Regions from separate parts of the Mus musculus genome. Here region 1 is linked to region 2. Evidence: chromatin loops called from intact Hi-C (ENCODE). Cell type or tissue: left cerebral cortex. All regions are shown on one strand. Each heading gives the region's core, and the rest is flanking DNA. Links, peaks and the distances in the headings are about the cores only. Region 1 holds the start of Ccdc141 (coiled-coil domain containing 141). Region 2 overlaps Ccdc141 (coiled-coil domain containing 141).

The links. A loop is a pair of places that touch in the nucleus more often than their neighbours do. Peaks named below come from ENCODE experiments on the same cell type or tissue, not always from the same donor. Only the 100,000 strongest peaks of a DNase experiment are listed, where the experiment ranks them.
Region 1: it touches region 2 in a loop (2.0-fold over the local background); 1 of 42 quality-filtered maps calls a loop at or near these places.

What each region holds. Positions count from the first base shown.
Region 1 is chr2:77,166,030-77,173,805 of GRCm38, forward strand. Ccdc141 (coiled-coil domain containing 141) reads right to left here and starts at 4,606. Exons shown (of 24, transcript NM_001025576.3): 1 at 4,356-4,606; 2 at 2,482-2,604. The coding sequence starts at 4,457. In left cerebral cortex, for the core only: no CTCF peak of the experiment used is centred there; DNase peaks (open chromatin) are centred at 4,254, 4,447, 5,516, 5,935 and 1 more place; H3K4me3 peaks cover 3,465 bases; H3K27ac peaks cover 3,795 bases.
Region 2 is chr2:77,057,883-77,065,658 of GRCm38, forward strand. It overlaps Ccdc141 (coiled-coil domain containing 141), which reads right to left. Exons shown (of 24, transcript NM_001025576.3): 9 at 1,658-1,799; 10 at 11-130. It overlaps Gm39862 (a long non-coding RNA gene), which reads right to left. Exons shown (of 2, transcript XR_866496.1): 2 at 3,911-7,776. Among named protein-coding and RNA genes, the nearest start is that of Gm39862, 9.0 kb to the right of the region's middle. In left cerebral cortex, for the core only: a CTCF peak has its summit at 4,195 (motif pointing right); a DNase peak (open chromatin) is centred at 4,188.

The DNA of each region.
Region 1 (7,776 bases), core at 1,388-6,387, 110 kb after region 2:
AAACAGATGGGAAAGGGACAGTATGAGAGATGGCTATTCAGAGCCTATGACTAGAACCATAGGTAAAGCCAAAATGGGTTTTCATCTGAGAGCTTACATTTTAGACCCATTTGCAGTGAGATCGAAATGACTCCAGATTTCATGGCACATAGTGATAAAAATCCAACAGATACACGTCTCTGATCTCCTCTCTCCTTATGCAGATAAAAAGCCTAACGCTCAGAAGACTTAGGTAGCTCATCCACAGCCTGGAGTCTGGCCCAAAAGAACCAGATATTTAGAATCTAGAGCCCCCAAATGCCCCGAAAGGCAGACAGAACCTGTTAAATGAAACCCCTATTTCCAGCTGAGATCCAGGGTGCTTTCAGCTATCAAGTAAGAGCATTGGTACATCTAAGGAAGTATGTCTTATAGTGTTTTCTCAAGATATGAGACATGAAAAGCCATAGACCCCAGAGGCCCAATCTGCTACGAGCCACCATTGATGATTCATCAGTGAACTGGAAAGTACCAGGCAGCATGGCTTAGTGGGAACTGAGAAAGGAATGTAGCTTTAGGTCCAGACTACCTCCCACGAATGTTGGCAGGTGCATAGAAAGGAGATGGGGACCCATGGACTGTGGGAAGCAAACCTTAGGAATGAACGGGGAACGGTACTGGGTTTCTGTGATTCATAGAACAGTAGGTTCAAGAATGTATTGAAGCTTTTTTGTAACAGGAAGACTTTGAATTATTTGTCAAGTTACGTTAGTTTATGACACGACTAAAGCCACACAAAGGTCTTTTGATTCCTGGCCCAGTGTTCTTTCACATTATAATGGTGTTTTGTTTTGGTGTTATTTCTTGTCAATACACGCAAGACTTCGTGATGACCAGGGCCTGCTCCCTGGAATGACAGCTCAGATCAGACACAAGAGTAAGGAGTTGTCACACAAGGGAGTAAGTATCAGGTTCTAGAAGCTGTCTTCGATATTGGTTCATCTATCATCCTCCCAGTCAGTTTTACCCAATTAATTACTTTCCCCACAGTCTATAAACTGGATGCAGTTTAGACCTGACTTTGAGTTAGAAATCAACCATGTGTTTCAGCCTAGAAACACAGAGAAGCCAGTACTATTTAAGTCTAACATCTCAGAGCATCCTGACCATTTTAGGACTCTGCATCTTCATCAAGCCTCTTTGATCTTAACAAAGATGTGTACTTGCTTGCATGTGCAGCTCACGACACAGAGAACTAGCTGCATCCTTCTGCCCTGCTCAGGGGAAGGCAACATGGGATTTCACACTCCACCTGTCATTGTCTTTGAAAGGTTAAGGACATTTCTTTCAGCTGTGTTCTCTAAGTGAATCCCACAGACCATGAACCAAATGCTGGCATCTGAAATCTCATGGTACAGAAAGCCATTCTCTCTCTCTCTCTCTCTCTCTCTCTCTCTCTCCACTCCCCCCCCCATGGCTCCCTGTAGAGGTCACTGTGTGAATTAAGTGATACCCCACATTCATGGCCTGCACTCACCCATGTGTCCTGTACGCTAGTACCCAAAGCAGACAGATATTAAAGACAGAATGAAATGCACTATGACAGCTTTTAGAACAAGGGTCTGCACATTTTTACCTTGCTCGGAATCTCACAAATGATGTAGCTGGCTTTGTTTCTTACGCGGCATCCCAAATCAGTGTTAACTTTACATTCTTAAGTAACTACAATTTGTTGGGTCTAATTTTACTAATAATGTCATCTGGTTTCAATAACTCTTAATACTAAGCATAAAATCAGATATTTTAAAAAATGATTTGTCTACATTATGCTTATCAGAAGGTTGCTTTAGCAACAGAAAAGGTAGAGCTGATGTTGTGTGTTAATGCATGGAATGACAAGGTAGTGGAGTTTGTTTCCACCGGGATGGCCAGTGGAGAGGTTCTCCTACTGAAAAGACGGTGAAATATTGTGCCTCAGTATTTTCTATTGCATGTAGGACAACTTTAAAAATGCAACTTGTTTTGTATTTTATTGGGCATGCATGCGTGTCCGTGTGTCTGCCTGCCTTTGTGTGTGTTCTTGTGGAGGCCAGAAAACAACTTGGGTAACATCCTGAAGGGTACAGCCACATCGTTTGAGATGGCATCTCTCACTGGTAGGTAGCTCACCAATTAGGCTGGGCCAGCCTGTCAGCAGACTTCAGGGAACCTCCCATTTCCTGTGCTACTGTGCCTGGCCTGCCTGCCTGTTTCCCATGGACTCTAGGGATCCAACCCAGGTGGTCATGTTCGAAAGGCAAGGACCAACTGAGCTGTTTGTCCCGTCCTTGATATTTCTTTCCTAGGCTGATGCTTGCGCGTGACAGCAGTGGTTTTTCCATTCGCTAACAGCACTGAATTAAAATGGCCAAAGCAAGTCAGAGCAGCGGGACCAGAGGAAGGAGAGAACCGGTCTCACCTTACTTTGGAGTGTTGACTTTGCTTCGACTCAGAGGCTCTTACCTTAAGCTTGGCCAGAAGCAGCTCATGATCGTGAAGGAGTTTTTTGGTTTCATCTTGACTGCTCCCAATTTCGAGGAGATTGGGCTGCGATTCAGCCAGTTGGAGTCGTACCCATTTGCCACACTAAAAACAAAATGTGAAGTGAACTTTTATTCTCTCTCCCCCTTCTCCTTTTCCCACCTTGTAATTTTAATTTCCAGTTACACTATGAACACTTTCTCCTTCCACGGGGATGGTCTGCCGTGTTGAAATGCAACAGGTCTGATGCAAACCTGTGCCGGGTCCTTCTTTTATCCCTAGAACACGTTTTCTCATGGAGAGCAGGTTTGAATTCTTTAAACTCCCAAATGACAAATGTGTGCTGTGTGTGCGTTAGATGGTGATCAGTTCTTCACCATCACCGGAAGAATTCACACAAAACATCTCTAGACAGAGAGGGACACTTCACAGAGGTAGAGCGGGGTGGAACTTCACTATGGACCAGACCTGGGCTTTCCCTGCCCATCAATACAAACTTTGCTCTCTGAAGAGGCTGAAGTGCCTTTTCTTTGGAGATGGCAGTGGGGAAGGGAGCTGGAGAGGGGACCGTGAGTGGTTTTTCTGAGAAACAGAATCCAGCTTAAAAGACTTTTCTATATTGTTGTTAAAGTTTGTATGTTCGTTGTACCTCTGACTATCTCATAGGTTGTTGTTTAAGTATTGTGACTCCGTCTACTCTATGAATGTTTTAAGTTTGAGAAAAAGTAATGTTTACTAAAAAACAAAAAAGTCCTAGATTTGCTTCTCTTCCATCCCTGCTGGAATCTACATGTTGCCCAAAGCGTCTTTAAATCGTGTGCAAGTGACCTGATTGCACTGGGGAAGCCATGGTCCTTGTCATTCCCACTCACACCTCTGCTGAGGACAGGATGGGGAGTGGAGCTGAAGTCCTATTTGTTGTGCAGAAGTCTCCCAGTACTGAGAACCCCCCACCCCCACCCCCACCCAGCTAAGGCCTTGAGCAGGACCCTGCATTCCATGCCTCTTCAGAGAATTGCTTTGCTCAATGTCAAGCTCGGCTTTTCTCCTACACAGCTTCATGCTACTATACAATTTTGCAGCATGTAAATCCAATAGGCCTTGTAGCCAGGTATTTGTTTGTTTGTCGTTTTGTTTTACCAGGTTTGCTTTCATTAAACCTGAATTATTTGGGTGGCATAGTGTCTAAAGAGCAAGCTTATAGTCCAGAGGATCTTTCATGATGATTTCAGTCAGAGGAAAAAAAAAAAATCATGGGAGCCTCGTACAACCCAAAATAATGTGTGGCCATCTTTGCACAATTAGACATAAAACAATTAGACATAAAACACACAGTTAAGGCCCGAGTCACTGCACTTTCCTTTTCTCAAGAGGGAGAGGCAGTTTAATAAGTAGTCTGTGGCAGTCTCCATCCCCCTACAGTGGGAGAAGTATTTAGCGTTGCCTTTACCAGTGAAAACCGGTTCTGGGAGGCTTCTGGTGCATCCAGTTCTCTCAAGCTCAGGACAGTGCCCCACTCTGACCTGCCTCCCCATTCTCCATCACAGCCACTCAGAAATCTCAGGCACTGTCCTGGCCACCCAACTCTCCTGGAATTCCTCAACCTTCATCACATGCGCCTCGCCTGTAAGGACCAAACTGAAAGTACACAGTAAAGTTTGTTGGAAGGCGCTCTAGAGGCGTTTTACCCTGAAAAGCAGCTGCCAACTTGTTGGAACTTAGCAGTCCTCTGTCACGGATTTAAGTGGCGAAGATCACTTGTTATTTGTCATCTGCTCTGCATTATCCTCCCGTGCTCTCAGCCATTCCGCCAAGAGCCCCCCAGCCACACAGAGGAAAGCAAGCTGTGAGTTTACCTTGACAACGGCGATCACGATCTTGGAGTCCCCAGCGTGCACGGCTACAGAGCTGACAGTGGTGGTGGAAGCACCCACATGGGGACTTTCTTTGCAGGACATGGCACTTTAGAAGCAGGGCTTAAACCCCGAGCAGCCTTGGTAGTGATGCTGTCTGCTGGTCATGTCAGAAGGCTTCCACGAGGCTACCGGGACTCTTTCAGGGAACGCGCCTCTGTTCACACTGATTGCCCGGCCAAAAGGAAAGAACAGGAAGTTAAAAATAGACAGCCCCATTGAGCTTATCGAGAGGGAGGGGGAAAGGGGAGAGAGAGTTACACTCGCGGGGGGGGGGGGGGGGGGAGGGAGGGAGATGGAGAGAGAGACACAGAGACAGAGCACCACCCCCCTAGTATGGTAACAGAAAGTGCCAGTTATTTGAACCATTATCTGAAACTCGAGGGACAGCTTTGAGCTCTTTGCCTATCAGCTGATGTCTGATAGCTAATGGAAAAAAAAAAAACAAAAAAAAACTACATCCTGACAACCCAAATTAGTTTTGCCATCGAAACTAAACAGTTGTAGCTATGGACTTTGCAACCAGAAAGTCACTGACCTGGATATCAGTCTTTTCAAGTCTTCTTCGTGCAAAGAAAACTACTAAAAATGACTCTCTCTCTCTCTCTCTCTCTCTCTCTCTCTCTCTCTGTCTCTCTCTGTCTCTCTTTCTGGTATTTATTTGAGGAGTTAAGTATTTTTAAAACAACTCACCCAGGATTTATCAAGAACTACACATCTTCCTGGGATTTCTCTGTGACTGTTTTCTGAACAGTATTTTCCAATTCAGCCAGCAAACAGCTGTGAGAAAGCTCAGCACTTCCATGCTTCTTGTTAACTCTAAGAAATGTGTTTTCTTTGTAGTGAACATTTTGTTTCTTTTTTGTTTGTTTTTGGCTCTGCTTTGTTTAGCCTCCTAGACTGTTCTGGCTCCCCCCGCCCCCCACCTCTCTTTCTTTGTAAATCCCCATTTCTACCTGGAGAAAAAAAAATTTTCAACTAGCTTCAAATCAGAGTGAGGCTCACAGATTAATCCTATTGCTAGAAGCTCTGCCTCTGTCAGAAGTTGTCTGTGGTATTAAGCAGCAGCTGTTGGAGCCCTGTCAAAGAACAGCTGAAAATAACACCACTGAAGTTTAGGTCAGAGGTCAGAGGCAAACACATCAGAGACACTAACTCCAAATCTGATGAAACCACTGGAGAGCCCTGGGATGAAAGATAAACCCGAGGACGGAGCCATAAACGGAGCCAAAGGAACCCACTCCCTGTGTAGCCCCCCTTAGCTCTGAGTAAAAGCACGTTAGACCCTGGGCCGACAAGGCGGGGGCTGCGTAAGCAGTGCCACTGATTTCTTATGCTAAGGCTTATGAAAACATTGTTGAGTTGAAATGTGGGCGAATGCGTGCACACGCACACGTACGTGGGTGTCAGCAATTGCTCTTCTTTCCCTGGCTGCTCTGCATACTGTACACCCTTGGACCGGCGCTTCTGCTTTTCAGCATCTGCCTGCCTCTCTGATGAGATGGGAAACACACCAAGATCCCTGCTCCTAGATTGAACAGACTTCACCTAACACCGCGACGGCAGCAGCCGGAGTGAGCTAGCTCTGGTCAGCAGGCGCCAAGATCCTGGACAGTGTAGAACCTGTTCTGAGTGGTTTCAGTTTGGGGCGGGGCGGAGGAGTTCTCGGAGAAATAACCACTTCTGGACATTAAAGATAGTTTCTTCCACTGAGCCAGTATGTAACCGGGCTGGGTAAACCAAAGCAATTCAACTACAACCAGCTTTCAGCCCTAATGAGAGAGATTCAGAATGCCCATGGCTTAAACTAAATGCACAGCAGGTATTGCTTAAGTCCTTATCCATCTTGCCAACCAGAACGGCAAACATCAACCTGCATACAAACAGCACATTTTCACCCTAAGCTAACCCCGGGCTGCACGGCTCACAAGTTGCATAAAGGCCCTCACGAGTAGAAAGGAATTTGGGGCAGCAAGCTGCAAAGAGCGCAGGCTAAATCAGCTGCTCCATTCACAAAGCTTCACTTAGGATGGAAGACTGTGTGCAAAGGTTTGGAGGACAGCGAGGGACTTCTGGAAATGGCGGTCAGTTAGACAGAAAGGAGGGAGAGATGGCGAAAAGGAGAGCACGGGGCTGGAAGGCTAGTTAAACCCAAGGCTTAAGGGCAAGGTGAATCAGAAGTAGGACTTTGTTAAAAGATTAATCCAGCCGGTCAGCAACATATTTTGTGTGTGGATGACCTTTCTCTTAATTAGATGGAGCAGATCCAGGGTGCTGAATGAAAAAAAGGAAAAAAAAAAAAAAGGGTTCTCTACTTTGGTGGACACGAACATTAAGGCAAACAGCATGCATCCGTTAAAGTGGATTCTTTCTAATTATTACTCAGATTCCTGCCTGATCTTAAGACTTGAAAAAGACTTAAATAATTATATTTTGCCTTTTTTTCTTTTTTGGACTCTACCTCCCAGTAATTTAGTAATCTACAGAAACCATGTGACTCAGATCACAGCATCAATATCTATTTTCTAGACTCGTCCTCTAAAGCAGTTCTTCTCAACCTTCCTAATGCTGTGACCCCCTAATACCGTTGTTTATGTTGTGGTGACCCACAACCATAAAATTATTTTCATTGCAACTTCATAACTGGAGTTTTGCTACTGTTATGAATCATAAGGTAAATATCTGTGTTCTCCTATCGTTTTAGGTGACCCCTGTGAAAGGGTCATTTGACCCCCAAAGGGGCCATAACCCACAGGTTGAGAACCACCGATCTAGAATAATGCTTAGTTACATAGCTTGTCATGAATTCCACCATATATTTAGGGAATACTTAGTAAGAAATACATTGGAGCTAAAGAAATTGCTACACGCTGCTCAGGTTGATTTTATTCATATTAAAGTGTTTGTAAAAAGCCTCCGAGTTACAGTTTATTTATACTCCCTATCAACACCAGAAAGAGAGAAAAAGAAGCCAAGACGAAGAGAGAACCTTGCAGGCATTCTCCTGCCTTTGAAGTTTATAGGCGATCTGACAGAAGTTCCTCTACCTTCTCTGTTCATCCCGCTGGGAAATGGCTGGTTTTATGTAAGCTGGATCTCAGTGAAATATCCTCTATGGGGAGTCGTAAGCTGTGGCTGAACTTGGCAGAGTGTCAAATAGCAGGTTCTTAGAGAGAGAGAGAGAGAGAGAGAGAGAGCATTGGTGTTTGAAGACCTGTGCAGATCTTTTCATCTCTATCTATGGACAGGCAGTCCGAACGCTGTTTCTTTCTTACACTGTCTACACCAAGAATAAGCTCCTTTTCCCTTCATAAACAGTTCCAGGTGTTTGTATAATTAATATTGTTTTCTTTCTAATTTACAA
Region 2 (7,776 bases), core at 1,733-6,732:
TTTCATTTACCTTGACTTGGATATCCAATTCCAGATATTTATTTAAAATCTTCTCTGATTCAGAAGGGCTGGAAGCAACATCCAATGTGGTAGCAAGAATGGGCCTGATTTCCTGAATTGACATTTCCACCTTAGGGAATAGAGAATATATTGTAGTCTTAAAAATATATACTTATATAAAGGAGTGTACATATAAGGAAATATTGTTCCATACATCACCATTGTATTTTAAATGTATATCATTTTTGTATAAAATAGCTTTAAATTTTGAAGAATTTCATATTTTGATAATGCTGATCTTCATATGATGCCATACTGATAAGCTATAAATATAGTCTTTCACTGACAGCAATGACTACAAGCTATCATCCCTGCATACCCATGAAGAGCTTTTCTATATTGCCCACAGAGGATGATAATATACTTGCTAACATGTTAGCAGAGATGAATTCATCTGTATGTTGAATGAGACCAATTTGCTGGCACAAGTAAGCAAGCATTCCAAACGGAGGTGTTAGACTACCCTACAGACAGTTGTATTTAAAGCTGGGGAGCTCTGGGAAATGCCCTGTCCAGACGATAGTGAAAGCAGGGACCTACTTGAATCATTTCACTGATGAATTGAGGGAATTGTGATTTGATCTTTGGTTCACAAGAACCAGTGACCTAGGTGACCCTGGAAGGGCTTCATTCCACTCGAGTTATTTCCTTCATCCCTTGCTTTCTATAGAATGCACACCCTCCACAGCTAAGTCAGCAATCAGATAAGAAGCAGCCATTGTTTAAATTCCTGGTGTGTCTTCCACAATCACCGAATTAGCTTGACTCTCAAGTGGTCAAGCTGCTCCTGTGATCAAACTCTCTCTGGACCCAGGCAACCAGATACAGCTCACAGTCATGAGCTACCGGGTCAGTAACAGAGGGAACAACCTAACAAGGATGCTGTTTAGTGCCAGATCCTATGAAGTCTGTTAACTCTGCTCCTATATACTCAAGTATATCAGTAGGTTGCATCGAATACAAAGATGACTGAACATTTGAGACCCAGCGTCTACAGCAAGGCTCACTACCACCGTGTCTTCAGCGGATAGATAGCAAAATGTTTCCATAGAAAGCTGCTGATCTTCCTCCCGTGAGTGCTTTTATGTGGATGACTGTGTCTCTTGCACTGGTTCTGTCCAGTCAAAATGATGATGACAACAGATCTTTCCCAGAAACACAACCCCCAAAACTGTTAATATCTAGCTGGCTATCTGAAGTCCTTCTGGTCAATTGTGCCATTATGATGAAAGCTAGCATGTGACTTTGCTCAGAGTCATACAAACCAGCACTCCCCCCTTTTGGGGCATGTCTGATGTGGCTAACACAGAACTATGGAGAGTATGTTTGTATATATGTGTGTGTGTGTATATATATAAATATATGTGTGTGTGTGTGTGTGTGTGTGTATGCACTGGAATGGCAGACAACATTAGACATTTATGATTGGCAACCTGGGGCAGAGGTGAATTACAACTGTTCACCCCATTATAAGTCCTACTATGTAATATAGAGGAAGTCTAAGGAGATGTGCCACACCCTCCCACAGTGCTCACAGTTGGCACACCATCCGTGAACACCAAATAAAAGGTGTATATATATTCTTTTATGAAACTACCTTCCTTAGGTAGTCGTCCACTGATGTTGCTAATTGCTGTCTCTTGCGGGCAAATTCCTCATGCGCTGTACACTGTTCAGTGAGACAATCCACTCGGTTCTGAATGTATCCCATCATCTCGTGGATTCCTGTCACCCGAGAGCTGAATGGAACAAGCCAGTGGTTAGTTCACCTTGACCTTGACTTAGAAGCCCTGACAAGAGGCACCACCTGAAAACAGATCTCTCCTTTCATGGGCAGTCTGAGTTGGTGCAAGCTACTGTTTTCAGATAATAGAAGCTATCACACTGGCACAGCAGGCGGCAAAGCCACAGAGTGTTCCTTTGTTTAAGGTCCGTCAGTCTCGAGGGAACGATGAATGATGGCTTCTGCAGCAGCTCTAATCTTTTCTAAAGGTTTACTTTTTAATATTTCTCAGAGATACTTCCAGAATCTTATGGTAAAAGGCACAGTATGTTTACCAAGTTTCCCTGGGGGCATCATTTAAAAGCTTCATTTATTTCAAGATGCTCTTTGAATAGGAATGTGAATCGGCCAATTAACAAAGCATTTGCTAACCCAATAGGGTAAAATATTTATATATTTTGTTCTCAGTGGTTATGAATGCTCAAGGCTATATCCACTAGATAAATACCTAGTTATCACTAGCAATTAGATATCAAATATGCTTGCCAGTATTTCATCTTCACATCATCATTTTTATAACCTGTGTTGACCTTATGAGATGAAGGTGACATGGAGGCTCATAAAAGGACAAGACTTTCAAACCAGCTTTGAGTTGGACTCCAACTGCTCCCATTGCAGAAATGGTCACAGGTTTCCTAACCATTCCTAAGATTTCACAAAGCAAGAAGTGTAAGGAGAGTGTGGGCGGACTGAACACAGCACCTTGCCTGCTATTTTAGAAATCTAAGTCTTTAATTTCCCCCCTCCATTTTCCTTCAACCACTAGCAAAAGTTAGCATGATAACTCTTTAATTATCCTGGGAGTTATTTTTCTTTCTTTTTTTTTTTTTTATAAAGATCTTGGAGCTAGGTACAGATTTCAAGAATTTAACCTCAAACAATTAATTTATGAGTCAGTAAAAATAAATTAGTAATGAAATGAGGACAAGATCAAAAAAAGACCTAGGGGTATAGCAATGTCCCTAGAATGGTTGTAAAGATGCTTCCAAACAGTCACACTTGGATGTGCCTGGGGTACATCAAGGGTCCCAGACAAGAATAATTGTAAAACATGACATAAAACCACTATGAGAGATATTGTTCCTGGTATACAACATTCCAGGCACATTTAGAACAATTAGTTTTATAGCTCAGTACTTATATTCAGTGAAGAAAATAATAATTAAAAAAAAAAAACCACCAGGAGACTTTTAGAACCAATTCTTACTGACAGAAGCTGTACTAAAAAGGTCTTTAAAGTCCTGTTGTCCTATGAGTACTATGTTCCAAGTTTTCTATAGAATACTGAAATTTAGAATGAGAAAGAGAATGTATCTGTGTAGCACGCTGGGAAAGGCACAGAGGAAAAGGTAACGGCAGGGACTGGTAGACATGGCAAGAGAAGGGACGGTGGTAAGAGTCAGGAAACACCATGGCAATTTGCAAGTTATTGGTAAAACTTGTAATATAAAATTGTAAAAACATCTGTGCCAGCCAAGATGAAGGATGATCACCTTCTACTTCTGAGTCACCCCCACCACCAGCATGCACCCTGCATCCACTACAGTTAGGCATTTGTTTGCTCATCACACTTAGAATCGACACCTCCAAGAAGGAAACTGGAAAACAACTATGAATTTTGAATGGGCTACTCCCTGGGGGACAGCAGTTCACTACTCTTTGGTTCCCAGCCAGCTTTGTGTGCGTTCACATGTGTGTATGTGCGTGTGTGTATGTACATCTGTGTCCATGTGTGTGTGCATGGTTGTGTGTGTGTGCTGTTTGTCTGTGTGCATGTGTATGTACATGTGTGCATGTATGTGCATCTGTGTGCATGTGTGTGTGCATGTTTATATGTATGCATGTATATGTGTGTGCATGTGTATGTGCATGCTTGTGTGTATGTACATTTTTGTGCATGGTTGTGTGTGTTCATGTGTGCACATGTGCGTTTGTATGCATATAGGTGTGCATGTTTGTGTGTATGCATGTGTGTGTATGTGTGTGTTAAAAGGTGTGTACAGGTGTACACACGTGGAGGCTGGAGGTCAACACTGTCTTTCTCAATTGCTCTTCACCCCATTTTAATTTTTTTCCTTTCACTAACTTGCTCAGTCACGGAATAGCAGAAGCAAGATTTTAGCCTGGGTATCTGATCTCACAGTCAATTCTCCACCCTACCCCCAATCTTCTTGCACTTTTTCTGAGTGTGGAACACATGACATAAAGCATAGTGAAGTATTTTTCTCCTGGCGTTCTTTTATTGACTGTTGCTGACTTGCATTCAAATAGATCGGCCTGGTTGGCAAGCTCTTTTGAAATTGGTTGTTTTCTCTAGATAAAAGCTATGCCTGCATGTAGTCTGGAAAATGGCCACTAGAGGGATGTAATACCTTGTTCAAATTGCATGTCTTGAAAGTCCTTCCAGCACAGAGAACACAAAATAAGAAAACAAAACCCAAAACCAAGCATTTCTTCAGTAAAAATATCACCTTCGCAAAACCATAATTTTAATTTTGACAAATCAATGCCAATAAAATAGGATCTGTTTGTTTCTGATTTTGTTTTTCAATCACCTAGGAGATTTATTTGTTTCTTATCAGGCACTTTATCTATTGTGCTATAAATTCTTTAAGGGTAAGGACTGGTGCCCGACTTACTCCTATAATCCTTGTAGCCTTGAGCACATGGTCTTATAATAACGGAAGGTTAATACATTTCTTAAAAAGTTCGAGACAGAGTCTCAGCTCTCAGAGCCTGACCTCAATCTTTCCATGTAGCCTGGGGACCTTGAACTCTTAATCCTTCTCTGTCTATCTCCTGAGTTCTGGGATTACCGGCACACACTGCCACTGATGGTTTATAGGGTGCTGGAGAGTATACTTTCTAGGCAAGCACTCTACCACCTGAACTACATCTCTAGACCAATTAATGTCATTTTAAAGATCAATAAAATAGAATCTGATCAACATTTACGGAAAAAAAAGAACACATAAACTTAAGGAGTGAGAAAAATACGTGTTGAGTAGTCATAATAAAAATGTCAAGATCTGCACACTGGTACAATAGTGACATAATGATTATGTTAGCAACCAACCACTTTCTGATTGGGGAGGTCATAGAGTCTAGAGGGAGAACCTAACTGTTTAAAGAACATGGTGTCAAACTACATTCCAAATACTTACATACTATGTTTAAACCCATAGACTAGTGCTGCTCAGAGACTCTTCCTTTTGTAGTGGGCAGTAATTCATGTAAAAATTCATAAGTGCTCAAAGTACAAAGAATAAGCAACTGTGGAGAGAGTTGGTGGGACACCAGCCCGTCCGGCTCAAAGGACATAGATGGGGTATAGAGAAGGTAAGAGGCAGAGGGTGGAGAGGGGTGCTGTAAAGCAGGTCTTTAGGGCCCGACATAGCTGTTGCACTCATAAACTCTATGTAGCTGTCTTTACCTGCATACAACCTACATAAGAATCCCTGATACTATTAATGATATTCTTATGCTTGCAGACAGGAATCTAGCATGGCTGTCTTTTGAGAGGTTCCACCCAGCAGCCGACTCAGACAGATGCAGAGACCCACAGGCAAACATTGAATGGAGCTTGGTGACCCTTATGGAGGAGTTGGGGGAAGGGGATAGGAACGCCATAGGAAGATCAACAGAGTCAACTAACCTGGACCCTTGGAGGATCTTGGCGACTGAACCACGAACCAAGAGCCTACACAGGCTGGACCTAGGCCTCCCCACACATATGTAGCAGATGTACTGCTCGGCCTCCATGTGGGTCCCAAACTGGAGCGGGGGCTATCCCAAAAGCTGTTGCCTGTTTGTGGGATATGTTCTTCTATCTGGGCTGCCTCGTCTGGCCTCAGGGAGAATGGGCCTAGCCTCACAGAGACTTGAGGTGCTGGGGTGTGGGGATACCCATGGGGTCTCTACCGTCTCAGAGAAGAATGGGGAGGGATTATGGAAGTGGGGACCAGTAAGGGTGGGCAGCAATTGGGATGTAAAGCGAATAAATAAATAGGGGGGAAAAGATTTGGTCATCACCATTTCTTCATGCAAGGAATAGATAGAGGCCTTATGAGGTCTCACCTCCCACTGAGGGATTATGGGTAGTTATGGGGTTCTGGGGAAGGTATATCATTTCTTCAGTGGTACAACCTTTGATAAGTGGCCCATGGTTTCAGTAACAATTCCCTACTAATGCTCAAGCAAGCAACCATAATTATATTCATCAGGTCACAAAAAAATATCAAATAGGAGAGAGCCTCATGGGGGAAAAGGAGTTTCAGTTAGGGAGTAAGGAAGGGGAGAGACAGTAAAGAGAGCAAAAATGACCAAAATTCAATATACAACACATGAAATTCTCAAAAAAAACCAAACTTTTTTTTAATAAAGGAAAAAAATAAGATATTCTGAAATCAGAATTTCTTAATTTTTCACAGTAACAGTATCCCGTCACCTGTGGATAAATGGCTGCCCTTTAGATCACTTGCAGACATTTTAGGCCATCAGGGATGCCTGGTTTCTTCTTCTGTGTGCTGGCACTTGCAGCTGGGTTTAAGAAATCTTAACACAAATCGTTTGGTTCAATGTGCACATCTCTCCTCTAATGAAGCTTTATGAGGACACTCTGAGTCACCTTGCTCCCATGAGAATTACTATCCCCTCTGCCCCACTCCTGTCTGCACCACAGATTCATTCCTTGGGTGGAGAAATTGCCAACCACCCTGCTTACCCAAGCCTTTCTCTCTGTCCTCAAAAGATTGCCTCCCTCTTATTGGATGCTAATCTCTTCCATTTCTCATTCCCAGCAGGATTGTAATGATAGTACCTGGCCTGTTCCTAATCCCAGGGCTCTCCGTGACCCTGTACCCCTGCATTTTCCTTTCCGAGACCTTGATCTGTAGATTACAAGCAGCCCAGATGCCAGCATTTTTCATTTAGAACCTTCCATGCTGGTTCCAGACTCTTACAAACCCTTAAAGCACAGATAGCATACATACTGGCAATGTTCTCCAGCGCCTTAATAGTAAATGACTTGAACAAAGGATAAACTATGATTCCCCAATTTTCTAGCCATTCTCACACGAGTTGAAGACAAATGAAAAGAATTTTATCGTTCACAAGGAACAAGTGCGATTACAGTACAGCCGCACTCAACTAATGGTGGAACGCGGATGGATGGTGACTTAAAAGAAACCTGATTGAAGCCAACCACGGTGCCCCGTAACTGAGTTCCCACTCGAAAGCACACTGCCTGTGTGTGTCTGCTGGAGAAGAGAAAAGGATGGCCAGTGGGTCTGTGACCCTGGACTGCACTGGAAACATTGATTGACCTTTGGGCTTTCTCCCTGAGAAAGGATTTCTTGGTGCCTGTCAGCAGGGTGAGCATGAGGCCTGTCAGATTATTCCTGATGCTGACTTTGGCAGTCCAGTATCCCAGATGTTCAGATGCGTCAGATTGAGAAGTCTTCTTCAGACATGTGTTAGAAGCTCCACCATGGGGGGCATTTAATCCTGTATTCATTAAGTCAACTGAAGGGAAGGAGGCGATAAATGTTTTTTTTTTTCCTTCAAAAAGGAAAGACATATTGACTTTTTGCTTCCCAAATAGACTGTTCTGTTTACTGTAGGGAAGCAGTCACCCTATCTTTGCATCTGTCGCAAGCAGGGGCTGGGGGAGGGGAGCAAATCCCAAAGTTAATGCCTTCTAATGATTCACGCTAGAGCATGGCACGTTGCTTTCAACCCTTTCATAAATTACTATTGGCAGCCCATCTGGATTAGGAGCTCAACCAGATGGTGAACACTTGACAGCTTACTCTGTCTCCGCAGAAGGGATCAGCTGACCAGAATTTTCTTCTGTTTATGGCAAATGACACTTGGAAGGTGGGGGAGGGGAGAGATGCTCCTATCTTTAGCTTGCTGCTCCTTTTAACAGAGAC